Linked DNA regions of Homo sapiens: regions 1, 2 and 4 are each linked to region 3. The links are chromatin contacts, found by Hi-C or POLR2A ChIA-PET in ENCODE. All regions are on one chromosome and are shown on one strand. Each heading gives the region's core, a stretch centred on a gene start or an enhancer-like site at or near the end of the contact. The rest is flanking DNA. Distances are from core to core; before and after follow the strand shown. Region 1 holds the start of BCAS4 (breast carcinoma amplified sequence 4). Region 2 holds the start of DPM1 (dolichyl-phosphate mannosyltransferase subunit 1, catalytic). Region 3 holds the start of UBE2V1 (ubiquitin conjugating enzyme E2 V1). Region 4 holds the start of STAU1 (staufen double-stranded RNA binding protein 1).

Evidence for each region. Hi-C counts contacts between places; a loop is a spot of excess contacts on that map. ChIA-PET counts read pairs that join two places held with the same protein, here RNA polymerase II (POLR2A). Pooled maps may share reads with other maps.
Region 1: a pooled map shows a loop between it and region 3 (4-fold over the local background). The contact joins the promoter of BCAS4 here to the promoter of UBE2V1 in region 3. A Hi-C loop is called at or near these places in 7 of 50 pooled maps. POLR2A ChIA-PET finds 5 or more read pairs at or near these places in 4 of 52 experiments (A673, B cell, WTC11 and 1 more).
Region 2: a pooled map shows a loop between it and region 3 (16-fold over the local background). The contact joins the promoter of DPM1 here to the promoter of UBE2V1 in region 3. A Hi-C loop is called at or near these places in 8 of 50 pooled maps. POLR2A ChIA-PET finds 5 or more read pairs at or near these places in 2 of 52 experiments (MCF 10A and WTC11).
Region 4: a map of naive thymus-derived CD4-positive, alpha-beta T cell shows a loop between it and region 3 (8-fold over the local background). The contact joins the promoter of STAU1 here to the promoter of UBE2V1 in region 3. A Hi-C loop is called at or near these places in 1 of 168 maps with a recorded cell type or tissue (naive thymus-derived CD4-positive, alpha-beta T cell) and 11 of 50 pooled maps. POLR2A ChIA-PET finds 5 or more read pairs at or near these places in 2 of 52 experiments (BJ and activated naive CD8-positive, alpha-beta T cell).

The regions. Positions count from the first base shown.
Region 1 is chr20:50,793,501-50,796,329 of GRCh38, reverse strand. It overlaps BCAS4 (breast carcinoma amplified sequence 4), which reads right to left and starts at 1,269. Exons shown (of 5, transcript NM_198799.4): 1 at 1,157-1,269. The coding sequence starts at 1,246. RefSeq lists a silencer at 717-1,536.
Region 2 is chr20:50,957,082-50,959,781 of GRCh38, reverse strand. DPM1 (dolichyl-phosphate mannosyltransferase subunit 1, catalytic) reads left to right here and starts at 1,250. Exons shown (of 9, transcript NM_003859.3): 1 at 1,250-1,419. The coding sequence starts at 1,259. It overlaps MOCS3 (molybdenum cofactor synthesis 3), which reads right to left and starts at 964. Exons shown (of 1, transcript NM_014484.5): 1 at 1-964. The coding sequence starts at 939. RefSeq lists enhancers at 181-791, 1,004-1,493.
Region 3 is chr20:50,111,672-50,114,563 of GRCh38, reverse strand. It overlaps UBE2V1 (ubiquitin conjugating enzyme E2 V1), which reads left to right and starts at 1,414. Exons shown (of 4, transcript NM_001032288.3): 1 at 1,414-1,457. The coding sequence starts at 1,436. All of the region lies in intron 5 of PEDS1-UBE2V1 (PEDS1-UBE2V1 readthrough), which reads left to right. RefSeq lists enhancers at 495-1,062, 1,067-1,176 and a silencer at 1,347-1,886.
Region 4 is chr20:49,186,894-49,189,603 of GRCh38, reverse strand. STAU1 (staufen double-stranded RNA binding protein 1) reads left to right here and starts at 1,270. Exons shown (of 14, transcript NM_017453.4): 1 at 1,270-1,488. RefSeq lists silencers at 997-1,666, 1,897-2,056 and an enhancer at 2,457-2,526.

The DNA.
Region 1 (2,829 bases), core at 20-2,519, 680 kb before region 3:
ATGGCTGATCTCAGCTCACTGCAGCCTCCGCCTCCCAGGTTCAAGCGATCCTCCTGCCTCAGCCTCCCAAGTAGCTGGGATTACACACCCGGCTAATTTTTGTATTTTTAGTAGAGACGGGGTTTCACCATGTTGGTCAGGCTGGTCTCGAGCTCCTGACCTCAGGTGATCCACCCGTCTCGGCCTCCCAGTAGTGCTGGGATTACAAGCGTGAGCCACCAGGCCTGGCGAGATAGATTTTTTTTTAAATGTCTCACTCTGTCGCCCAGGCTGGAGTGCAGTGGCATGATCAAGCCTCACTGCAGCCTCACTCTTCCCCGTCCCCTATCCCCATCCCAAGCAATCCTCCTGCCTCAGCCTCCCAGAATGCTGGGACCACTGGCATGAGCCAATACTCTGCCTAGGCAGATACAGATATCTACATTTGTAAATGCATTTTAAATGTCCGGAATGATTTATACCAAACAGTTAATGCTGGTTTTCTAAGAAAACTAGAATTGGGGTGGGAGAGAAAAGAGAAAGGGGTGCATAGCCTTTATGTTAAATACTCCTGTACTGCTTTTGTGGTTTAAAAAGAGAATGGGTTGAATTTCTGACCGTAAATAACTCCTAGTGAACTCAGACAAATAACTTTTTCACAACAGCGTCGACAGATGCCTCCAGCCGGAAGGTAGAGGGTCTCGTTTTAGATCTGCTTTTCACTTGGTGCTTTTAAAATAGAAAGCGCAGACAGAGGCGTGGTGTTTTCGCTCCGAGCTGCAGCAGCGCAGCGCGGCCCGCACAGCCGCAGCCTGAGGCGCCGCTCGGCCCGGGCACCGCTCGGAGGTAGCCGGGGCAGCAGAGGTCCCGGGGTCCGCCTCTCCCAGGGCCGGCCTGGCAAAGGGCGGCGCCTGAGGACCCGGCGGATGCTGGGGGACCCGGGTGGGGAGGGAAAGCGAGCCTGGGCCTCCGGGGCCCGGTGTCGCCCGGAGGAGCGAGCAGGGACGACCCGCTGCACATCTCTGCGTGGCGCCCCGCAGCCACCCTTCAGGAAGGGGGGAATCCCCGGGCCCCCCACTCCGGGAGCGAGAGGATGCTCCGGGGAAGCCGAGGGTCCGGAGCCCGGACCCCTAACCGCGAGAACCCTCTCCTCCAACTCCACAGCCCCGTCCCCTACCTCGGCCCCAGGCTCGGGGGTCAGGAAGAGCGCGAGCTCGCGCGCCCCGCTGCGCATGGGCTCCGGCTGATCAGCGTCCACGAGCAGCATCAGGAGGGCGACGGGGTCCGGCTGGCGGAGGCTGCCTGGGAGCCCGTGGTTGCGCCCGGGCCTCGGAGCCCCGCCCCCGGTCCGCTGCATGCCCCGCGGACCGCCTGGCGGAGGCGGGGCAGGTGCGCTCCCGGCGGTCGCGGCTCGCAGCTCCAGGAGCGCCGGGCCGAGCGGGCAGCGCCACCCAGTGGCGAGCGGCGCGCGCTGCGCCCGCCCCCGCAGCACCTGGGCATCAGTGCTTTGCAAACTCGCTTGCAGATGGCAGTCACCTGGAGCTCTTTTAGAATTTCCCAAGCCTGGACCACACCGTCTCTGGGTTAAGACCTGGGCATCAGGATCTTTTGATGTTTGTTAGGTGGTTCCAACCAGATTGTTGACCCAAAGCTAAATTTGAGAACTATTGGGGCAAGCCACCCCTCCCCATCGGAATCCCGGTAGAGTACAGGCTCCCGGCCCCGGACCCGGCCGTAAAATAGAATCCCCGGGAAGCTTTTAAAAGCCCGGAAGCCAGGCCTCGCACCAGGCCGATTAAGTTGGAATCCTTCGGAGTGGGGCTTGGGCATCGGTAGTTTCTAAAACTCCCCGGGTGATTCTAACGGGCGTCCGGGTTAGAGAGGCGCTAGCTTAGAGGAAGCCCAAAGCCGCCCGCCCCCCACCCGTTCCCATCCTACTAAAGCATCTAGTTTGCATCGGGCGGAGGGTCCTGGAATTTAGGGAAGGCCGAGTGTGACGGTCCTCGTCTTCCTCTTCGGTGCGGATTTTAAAATAAACTTCACCAGGAAACTATTGAGCGCACTACATTTCACAACCGCACCCACTCCCTCCATGCCCTCGGAGGCCGGCCTAGATAGACCCTTTACAAGCCTTGGGGCTGAAGAGAGCGAGGTGCGCCTCATCTCCCACCCCAACAGTGCTAATGAGGAAAGTACTAAAAGGCAAATAGGTATAAGACAAGTCTGAAGTTTTGATTTTTCGTTTGATGACTTATTTTTATTTTTAATTAATTAATTTTTTTTTTTTGGAGACGGAGTCTCGCTCTGTCGCCCAGGCTGGAGTGCAGTGGTGCGATTTCGGCTCACTGTAACTTCCACATTCCGGGTTCAAGCAATTCTCCCCCTCCCTCAGCCTCCCGAGTAGCTGGGATTACAGGCGCCTGTCACCACGCCCGACTAATTCTAATTTTTGTATTTTTTAGTAGAGACGGGGTTTCGCCATGTTGGCCAGGCTGCTCTCGAACTCCTGACCTCAGGTGAGCCACCTGCCTCGGCCTCCCAAAGTGCTAGGATTACAGGCGTGGGCCAGCGCCCCCTGCCTGCTGACTTTTCTTTAAATGTTAAATCGCCTCACAAAAAAAAAAAAAAAAAAAGGCTGAGCTGCTTGGGCAAACATAAGGAGACTCCATCTCTCTAAAAGAAAAAAAAAAATTAAAATTGCAGGATGTGGTGGGGCACAACTGTAGTCCTAGCTACTGGAGAGGCAGATGCAGGAGGATTGTTTGAGGCCAGGAGTTCAAGGCTACCGCGAGTTATGATCGCACCACTGCACTCCAGCCTGTGTGACACAGTGAAACTCTGTCTTTTGTT
Region 2 (2,700 bases), core at 1-2,500, 850 kb before region 3:
TTCATAGTCCAGCAGATCAGTCACAGTGGGCCGTTCCCCGCAAGCTGCACAGTCGAGCCTGCGGCTCCGCAGCCGAATAGAGCGGAAATGCCCTCTCAGGGCATCAAAGAGCAACAAGCTGCCACTGTAAGAGGGGCCCAGACCCGCAGCGATTTTCAGCACTTCCAAGGCCTGCAGGCAGCCCAGGACCCCGGTAACGACACCGAGCACCCCGCCGTCCGCGCAGTTGGTCACTGTCTCCGCTGGGGGTGGTTGGGGGAATATGCAGCGATAGCAAGGGCCACCGTCATAATGGTAGACTGTGATTTGGCCCTCGAAGCGCAAGGCACTGGCAGACACGAGGGGCCGACCCGCCAGCACACATGCGTCATTAACCAGGTAGCGAGTGGGCACGTTGTCCGAGCAGTCAGCCACCACATCATATCGGCGGACCAGGTCTAGGGCAGTGGCTGGCGTAAGGGCCTGAGTGTACGGCACGCATTCCACTGCCGAATTGAGGCGGCGCAGCGAGGCGGCGGCCGAAAAGGCCTTGGCCTGGCCAGCCAGTGCCTCGCCATGCAGCACTTGGCGGGCCAGGTTGCTCATCTCTACCACGTCATAGTCCACAAGGCCAAGGCGGCCCACGCCGGCCGCTGCCAAGTACTGCGCTAGTGGACAGCCGAGCCCACCGCAGCCCACGATTAGCACGCACGCGGTCCCCAGGCGCAGCTGTCCGTGCACGCCCAGCTCGGGCAGCACTAGCTGCCGGCTATAGCGCAGAATCTCATCTCGGGACAGAGCGGCCTTCGGCGGCAGCGGCGACACCGGAACCAGCCGTTCTGGCTGCGGTTCCTGCTCAGCCAAAAGAGCCGACGCCAGCTTCTGCTTCAGCGAATTCAATTCCTCCTCACGTTGGGCAACTTCAGCTTGTAAGGCGAGTACCTCCTCCCGGGAAGCCATGGCGACCTCTTCCGGAAGTTGTCGTGAAAGGCATTTCCGCTTCCGTCTTCTGTCTCCTAGCGACTGGGATAAACTAAAAAACTTTATGGAGCTTGGGAAAAGGTGATGAATAGATATTTACTTCCTGAAGAAACCTTCAGATTAAACTTCAAAGATGTATAAATCCAGAATATTTCTAATTGAACCACGCAATGGCCCTAGAAGAACTAGCGATCAATCACACAGGTCATCCCCCGCTTCCGAATTTGGTACGGTCCGACCCGTCCTTTTCCGCGCCACATTACGTAATTCCGCTTCCGGCATCTGGCTCAGTTCCGCCATGGCCTCCTTGGAAGTCAGTCGTAGTCCTCGCAGGTCTCGGCGGGAGCTGGAAGTGCGCAGTCCACGACAGAACAAATATTCGGTGCTTTTACCTACCTACAACGAGCGCGAGAACCTGCCGCTCATCGTGTGGCTGCTGGTGAAAAGCTTCTCCGAGAGGTAGCGCACCAGGTCTCCCTCCCCGAAGAATGAGATGAGCTGGCTTCCCCGGCCCGGGTGTCGGCAGCTGGCTGCGCGAAGCGGCCCTGTCCAGCCTTCTTTGCCTCACACAGGAAGGCCCGGGGAGAGGGCCACCCTGCGAGGGAAGCAGAGGCGGATGCTTGTTGGGTTTTCTTCGTGTCCTGGGTTCTCATTCCTGCCCTTGGGTTTTGTGAGACTCTCATTTATCTTTATTATGTAGTACTCCCGTCCCCCGCCTTTCCGTAGAAAGGTTGGCCACTCTTTTACTTGGAAGCGAGGCTGAAAGCGTGATCCCACTCCTCCCTCTAGGCGGTCAGGATCTGCGGCAAGAGCCGGGAGTCCAAGCGAGAGCTCTCACTCTCCGCTCCGGTGCCGAGTGCTTACATAAGCATGAGGTTTGGTGTGTGTGGGTTAGGGAGCTATTGCTGGGCACGATAACCTTTCTGGAAAGGAGAAAGCAGAAGAGCATCTTCGCTGATCACTGGTGGATGTTTGGTGTGATTGTTAGAACCGGGATGGGGGGTGGGTGGAGTTCGAATTTGGAAGTGTTAATGCAGTGTTTTTAAAAACTGCAAAAAATCCTGGAGTCAGTACGAAGTAACTTGTTTTACGATTGCACAAATGGGATCATGCTGTGAAATCTTTGAAGACTTTTTCTCATATTAACATGTACAAACATAGCAAATTACTTTGGAAGTTAGGTAACATTCCATATGGCTGTGTTATTTATTTAATCAGGTCATGGCAATGAACTGGATTATTTCCAGCGCCTTTTGGTTGTTTCTGTTTTTTGGCTTTTGCTTTGTCGATGAGAACAAGGACTTTGTTCACACCATATTTTCCAGCTAAATTTAGAAAAGTGCTTGACACATAGCGGTGCTCCTTTATTGCATCAGTGTTGGCAGCAGACGCGTTCATACTTTTACTTGTGTACTAGGGATAAATTCTTCGAGGTAGGATTGCTGGGTCGACAGAAATGTGCTTAAAATGGACAGTTACTGCCAAATTGCTCTAAAGAAAAAAAAGGTTGTACAAGTTTGGACTCTCCATTCTTCAGAGTGCCTGTTTCCCTATCAACCAGCCCGCCTGAGCATTAGACTTAACATTGTTGGAAGTACTCATTTGTGAAAACCATTGCTGTTTTGATTGTATTTCCTTGAATAACTGCCTTCATATGCCTTGCCCCTCAGAGTTTTAAAATTTTTATTTTTCCTGTTTAATCTTTTAATTTTGATTTCTATAAGCTCTAAATTAAAGAAA
Region 3 (2,892 bases), core at 165-2,664:
TGTGTCCTCATTAGGTGATAATTCTATGGTCGCTCAACTTGTAAAGTTTGTATTTTATCCAGAGGGAATGGGGAGCCACTGAAGGCTTTAGCTGGAGGGTGTTTTGAGCAGATGTTGGTCTATATGGAGAATGGGCCATAGGGGAGAGAATGGAAGCTGCTGGGGTCTTCCAAGTGGGAGATAAAGGCAGCTTGCCCTGAGTGGAGAAGTGAACGGAGTGGAGAGATGCAGAGTAGGCACTGCTATCAGACAAAGGTGATGAATTGGATGTGCTGGGTGAGGGCTTCCAGCTTCCTTGTCCCTCTATGTTTAGAGTCCTGGTCCTTCTGCCAGTATTTTGCTCTGTGACCTTAAGCCAGTCCCTTCACCTCTCTCAGCCTCAGTGTCTACATCCATATAAGGGCTTCTCAGACAATTTATAATAAAGGAGGAGTACCTTCTTGGGTTTATTTATTTGCAAAAATATTTCCCAAGGGCCTTTGCACAAGCTGTTCCCTCTACCTCCTCATTGTTACGGTCTCTGCTGAAATATGACCACCTTAGGAGGCCCTTCCTGACCATCCTCTGCTGCTCTTGTCTTGGTTTATCTCTACCCTATCAGAATTATAGTTTCCTGTTTATTTACTTGCTGTCTACGACTAGAATGTAAGTCCCTGAAAGCAGGGATTTGCTTCTTCAGAGATGTCTATCCATCCCCAGCGCCTAGCACAGTGTCTGGTACATAGTAGGTGCTTAATGTTTGTTTGTTTGGTTGAATGAATGAATGAACGAATGAATGAATGAATGAATGAATGAATTGGGTAGATGGTTAGCAAATGCTTTCCCTGCCACCTTAATGCCCCTAAATCATTTAGCTGCACCCACTCCAAGCCTTCTCTGGCCGGGGAGCATCAATCCTAGGAGCCAGATCATCTGACCTGGAGGGTGATGATTCAAAAAATTTGAACCTGGAGGTTAAAATTCTGCCTGTCTCTGCCACTTAACAGCTGAGTTTAGATAAATCGCTTGATCTCTCTCGGCTGCATTTTTCACATTAATTCTGACCTTGCGGAGATGTGGTGAGGATCTAGATAGGAACTAGACAGGAAAAAGCCCCAAGCGAATTCGGCGCTTTTGTTTGAAGCTATATTTTCTTTTTCTTTCACAATCGCGCCTTCCCAAGCCTAGTCACCCCTGCCCTTCTCACTAAGCACATCACAACCTCCCTCGCACCCGATGTGTGGGGACTTGCAGGTTGCTGGGCCCTCGAGCACGCAGATATTTCCTTTCTCTAAAAGGGAAGGAAAAGAGCCTTCCAGGCCACGGGTCGTGCAGGTCTCCGGGGCGGGCGTCAGCGGCGGCGTATGTGCGTGCGCGCGCGCCTGCGCATCAGGGCCGGGGGACGGGTAAGGGGGGGGTGAAGAAGGGGCCGGCCTTCAAGCAAGAGCGACGCAAGATGGCAGCCACCACGGGCTCGGGTGAGCGGGGGCGCCGGGCCCGGCCGGCCGAGGGGGCATGGGCTTGGGCCGGGGGCCGGGGACCCTCAAAGCCTCCTGCAGCGGAGCCAGGGTCCCCGCGCCGCCTCTGTCTGCTGGGCTCCGCGGCAGCCACCGGCGCGGCCTGACCGGGGGAGGAGGAGCAGGCGGTGGCCGGAAGCACGGGCGGGGGGCTGAGGGGCCTGTGGGCGGCGCGGCGAGGCCCTGAGGCTCCCCCGGGAGGCGTGAGGGCCCTCTGTGCTGTCTGGGGGAGCCGGAGTGGGCGAGGAGCGAGCTCCGAGGCACTCCTGAGGATACCGGGGCTGGCGACTCTTAAGGGGCGATCTAGAGGTCCCCTAGAGGAGGCGCCCCACAGCGGATGGAAGTCCCATACTGGGTGCCAGGGGTGCGGCTGAGAGGGGCCTTGGGATGTCTGGAGGGGACATCAGAGAAGCCCTTCAGGCTGGATGGAAGAAACGGGATCCTGAGGGGGTGACTTGAGAGGATCCCCTATCGGTTGAGGGAACGGCTCCGGCGTTAGTTTTAGAGATGGGGTTAGCTGAGGAAATAGCTATGTTGACTAGAAAGGAGGAGCCTTGGAGCAGCTGCTTTTGGGGAGAATGAAGGGGGTCTCCGCATGATAAGTGAGAGGAGGGAAAAGGATTCAGATGCCAGAGGGACCTAATAGCGGTGATAGTGAAATGACCCCATCATTACCAGTCTCCTGTTCGAGGATACAGATGGATTGCTTCAAGTTAGGTTTCAGGGGACAAGGTCCGAGTGGGGCAGTTGGTGGAAGCCTCTGATATTGGATGAGGGAGAACAGATGAATTGGGAGCCCCGAGGATGTCTCTTTGGGAGTGGGGATTCAACTGAGGGAAGCCCCTGAAATGAGGGAGTGGAAAAGGTCGGGTTCCGGAGATGTTTCCTGTAAAGGAGAAAAGTCTCCTCTTTTTGAATTGAGTGAGGGAAGCATATCCTAGAAGTGTCTCTTCTGTGGAGACGCTCACTCTCATCGACTCCTTTAATAATTGGGACAGATATGTGGGTTCAGCTCAGAAGTTCCCCACTGGCTGATGGGAGTAGGGAGGTGAATAGATGAAATGGGAACTCTTGGGTGAGGCTGCACCCTCAGGTGCCTGGCAGTGAAGTTGGCCAAGGAGGTTCTCTCAGATGGGGTGAAAATGGGTTACCTCTCTGATGGAGGAAGCAAACAGGGCCACAGTGTTCCCCACTGTGGGGCTGCAGGGACACCAGCCTGAGTACAGCAATCATTGGCATATTTAAGGCCACAGCAGCGGCAGTGTTGGGAAGGAATTGGTGATCCATGGGAAATAGGGTGAGGGGAATTCTTTATAAATGTTGCTACTCTGCGGTCTCAAGGAGCCATACTTGCCTGATGGTTGGGGTGGGAATAAAAGAAATTGAATGTGGGGGA
Region 4 (2,710 bases), core at 21-2,520, 920 kb after region 3:
CTGTTGCCCAGGTTGGAGTGCAATGGCGTGATCTCGGCTCACTGCAACCTCCGTCTCCCGGGTTCAAGAGATTCTCCTGCCTCAGCCTCCCAAGTAGCTGTGATTACAGGCGCCCACCACTGCATCCGGCTAGTAGAGACGGGGTTTCACCATGTTAGTCAGGCTGGTCTCGAACTCCTGACCTCAGGTGATCCGCCCACCTCGGCCTCCCAAAGTGCCGGGATTACAGGCGTGAGCCACTGCGCCTGGCCAAGATTCTTTACTGGCCACCCTCTCTCCAACCTCCCATACAATACAGCTGCTAAAAACCACTTAGTTTATCTAGGTCTGGGTGAAATAAATAGTAATCTGGCACTTCTCGTCTTTTTTTTTTTTTTTTTTTTTTTTTTTTTTTTTTTTTTTGAGACCAGTGTCTCTTTGTCGCCAAGGCTGGAGTGCAGCGGCGCGATCTCAGCTCACTGCAATCTCCGCCTCCCGGGTTCAAGCGATTCTCCTGCCTCAGCCTCCCGAGTAGCTGTTTACCTACAGGCGCCCGCCACCACGCCCGGCTAATTTTTTGTATTTTCAGTAGAGACGGGGGTTTCACCGTGGTAGCCAGGATGGTCTCGATCTCTTGACCTAGTGATCCGCCCGCCTCGGCCTCCCAAAGTGCCGGGATTAGAGGCCTGAGCCAACGCGCCCGGGCCATTGTCTTTTATCTCACTACACATTTTTCAATTTTATTTATTGTGTATTTTACTTACACAAGAATGTAAGCTCCACGAGGGCAGGGATTTTTGTCAGTTCACCACTACATTCTTAGCTCTTGGAGCAATGCCTTGCATATGGCAAGCATTTAATGAACATTTACAGATGGAGGAAGAAACAACTGCAGGAAGGAGAGAAAGGAAGGCCAGAGGCAGGACAAGAGGAAGAAGCGACAGCAAGGAAGGAAAAAGGAAGTGGAGGAGGAAAGAAGGTAGGCTGGGTTCTCCCAGACCCGCTTCGAGTCCAGCAGGCAGCGCGAAACTCCCACCAGAACTACAACTCCCGGCAGGCCCCGGGACTCAGGACGGGCCGCTGCGGTCCAGGCGGGACAGGGCGCTCCTCCCGCTGGGCCCCCGGCGTGCCTTGCGAGCGCAGGCTCCGCCGCAGTGCCAGCCGGAACTTGTGGTTCGGACCGTGGGTGGGGGTGGGGCCGGGGCCGGGCCTGGAGGCGGGCGGGGGCCGGGGGCGGGCGCCTGCCCCTCCCCCGTCACTTCCTGCCGGGCTGCGGGCGCCTGAGCGGCTCTTCAGCGTTTGCGCCGGCGGCTGCCGCGTCTCTCTCGGCTCCCGCTTCCTTTGACCGCCTCCCCCCCCCGGCCCGGCGGCGCCCGCCTCCTCCACGGCCACTCCGCCTCTTCCCTCCCTTCGTCCCTTCTTCCTCTCCCTTTTTTCCTTCTTCCTTCCCCTCCTCGCCGCCACCGCCCAGGACCGCCGGCCGGGGGACGAGCTCGGAGCAGCAGCCAGGTGAGGCGGCCGGGCCGGGCCGGGCCTGGTGGGGCCCTCGCGGGCGCCGCCGCGGTGGGGAGGTGGGCGGCGGGTGGGGCCTAGGCCTCGGCGGGCCCGCGCACCCCTCCGCCTTCTCCCGGGCCTCTCTCTAGCCCGCGGGGCCTTCCCGGAGGAGGCGGGTCCTCTTGCGTTCCCTCGCCTCGGGGCGCCCTGAGGCCTGGCCCCGGGCGCCCCCATCCCCTCCAGCCCTCACCGGTGCCACAAACAGGTGCTGCGGCCGCCTTTCCTCGTCCCGCATGGCGCGCGCGGGGATGCCGAAGTTATTCCCGGGGCTGGGGCGCAGGCGGGGGGGGGGGGGGGTCCCTGCTTCAGGTCCCCGAGGGCTGGAGCCTCTCAGTGTCGCCGGCCCAGGTCTGTAGCTTAGTGGTTAAGAGCACGGCCCAGGTGTCCAAAACGGGTGCCGAACCCGGCTCTGCCCCGTTAGGCAAGACACTTAAAAAGTCTTTGTGTCTTGGTTGGAAAAGGGGCTGCTAATACCGTCCCTGCCTCTTAAGGTTCAGTGAAATGGGGCGTGTAAAGCGCTTATCAGAGTGCCAGACCCACAGCGTGTCCCAGTAAACCGTCTGCATAATTTATTAGCGTGATATGAAGGTATAATTTAATGGGCAGAGTGGATAGAAGTTGACCTACCTATCCGTTTGGGTTTCTTAGAGGCTGCAGTGTTCCGCGTGCCCATGTCCAGAGCCAGGGCATTGTTTTCAGTTGTTAACATCTGAAAGGGGCGTACGCTTAATTGGGACACTGTAGTTGACAGTCTGTAAACGATGGATGCTGTTTCTTTCCATCTCCGCTTAGGCAACTGCAGGATATTCACCATCTCCCGCAGGATGAGCAACCTGTCCATTTCTCCCCGCCCCGCCATCATCCAGCTTCTTCTTGTCATTCCATTTCTGGGAAAGTTGCTGGCAGAAGCTTCCCTTGAGTTGAGCAAACCTATCTAGAGCACTTGCTGTGTGTTGGGCTCTGAAGGGGGGTGTACGGAGATGGAAAAATTTGTCTGTCTTGTCTTGCTCTACACCTCGATAAGTTTTTTTTCACGGAAGCTTTGCTTATATTCACCCCTCCCTGTTGGCTGACTTTCCTTTTAAGCCCTTGCCCCGCCTCCGTGTTGCAGTATTGCTTGTGTGGAAGTTTTCTTCTGTTCCGCGAAGATACGTGCTTCAGTCTGTTCTGCCACTGT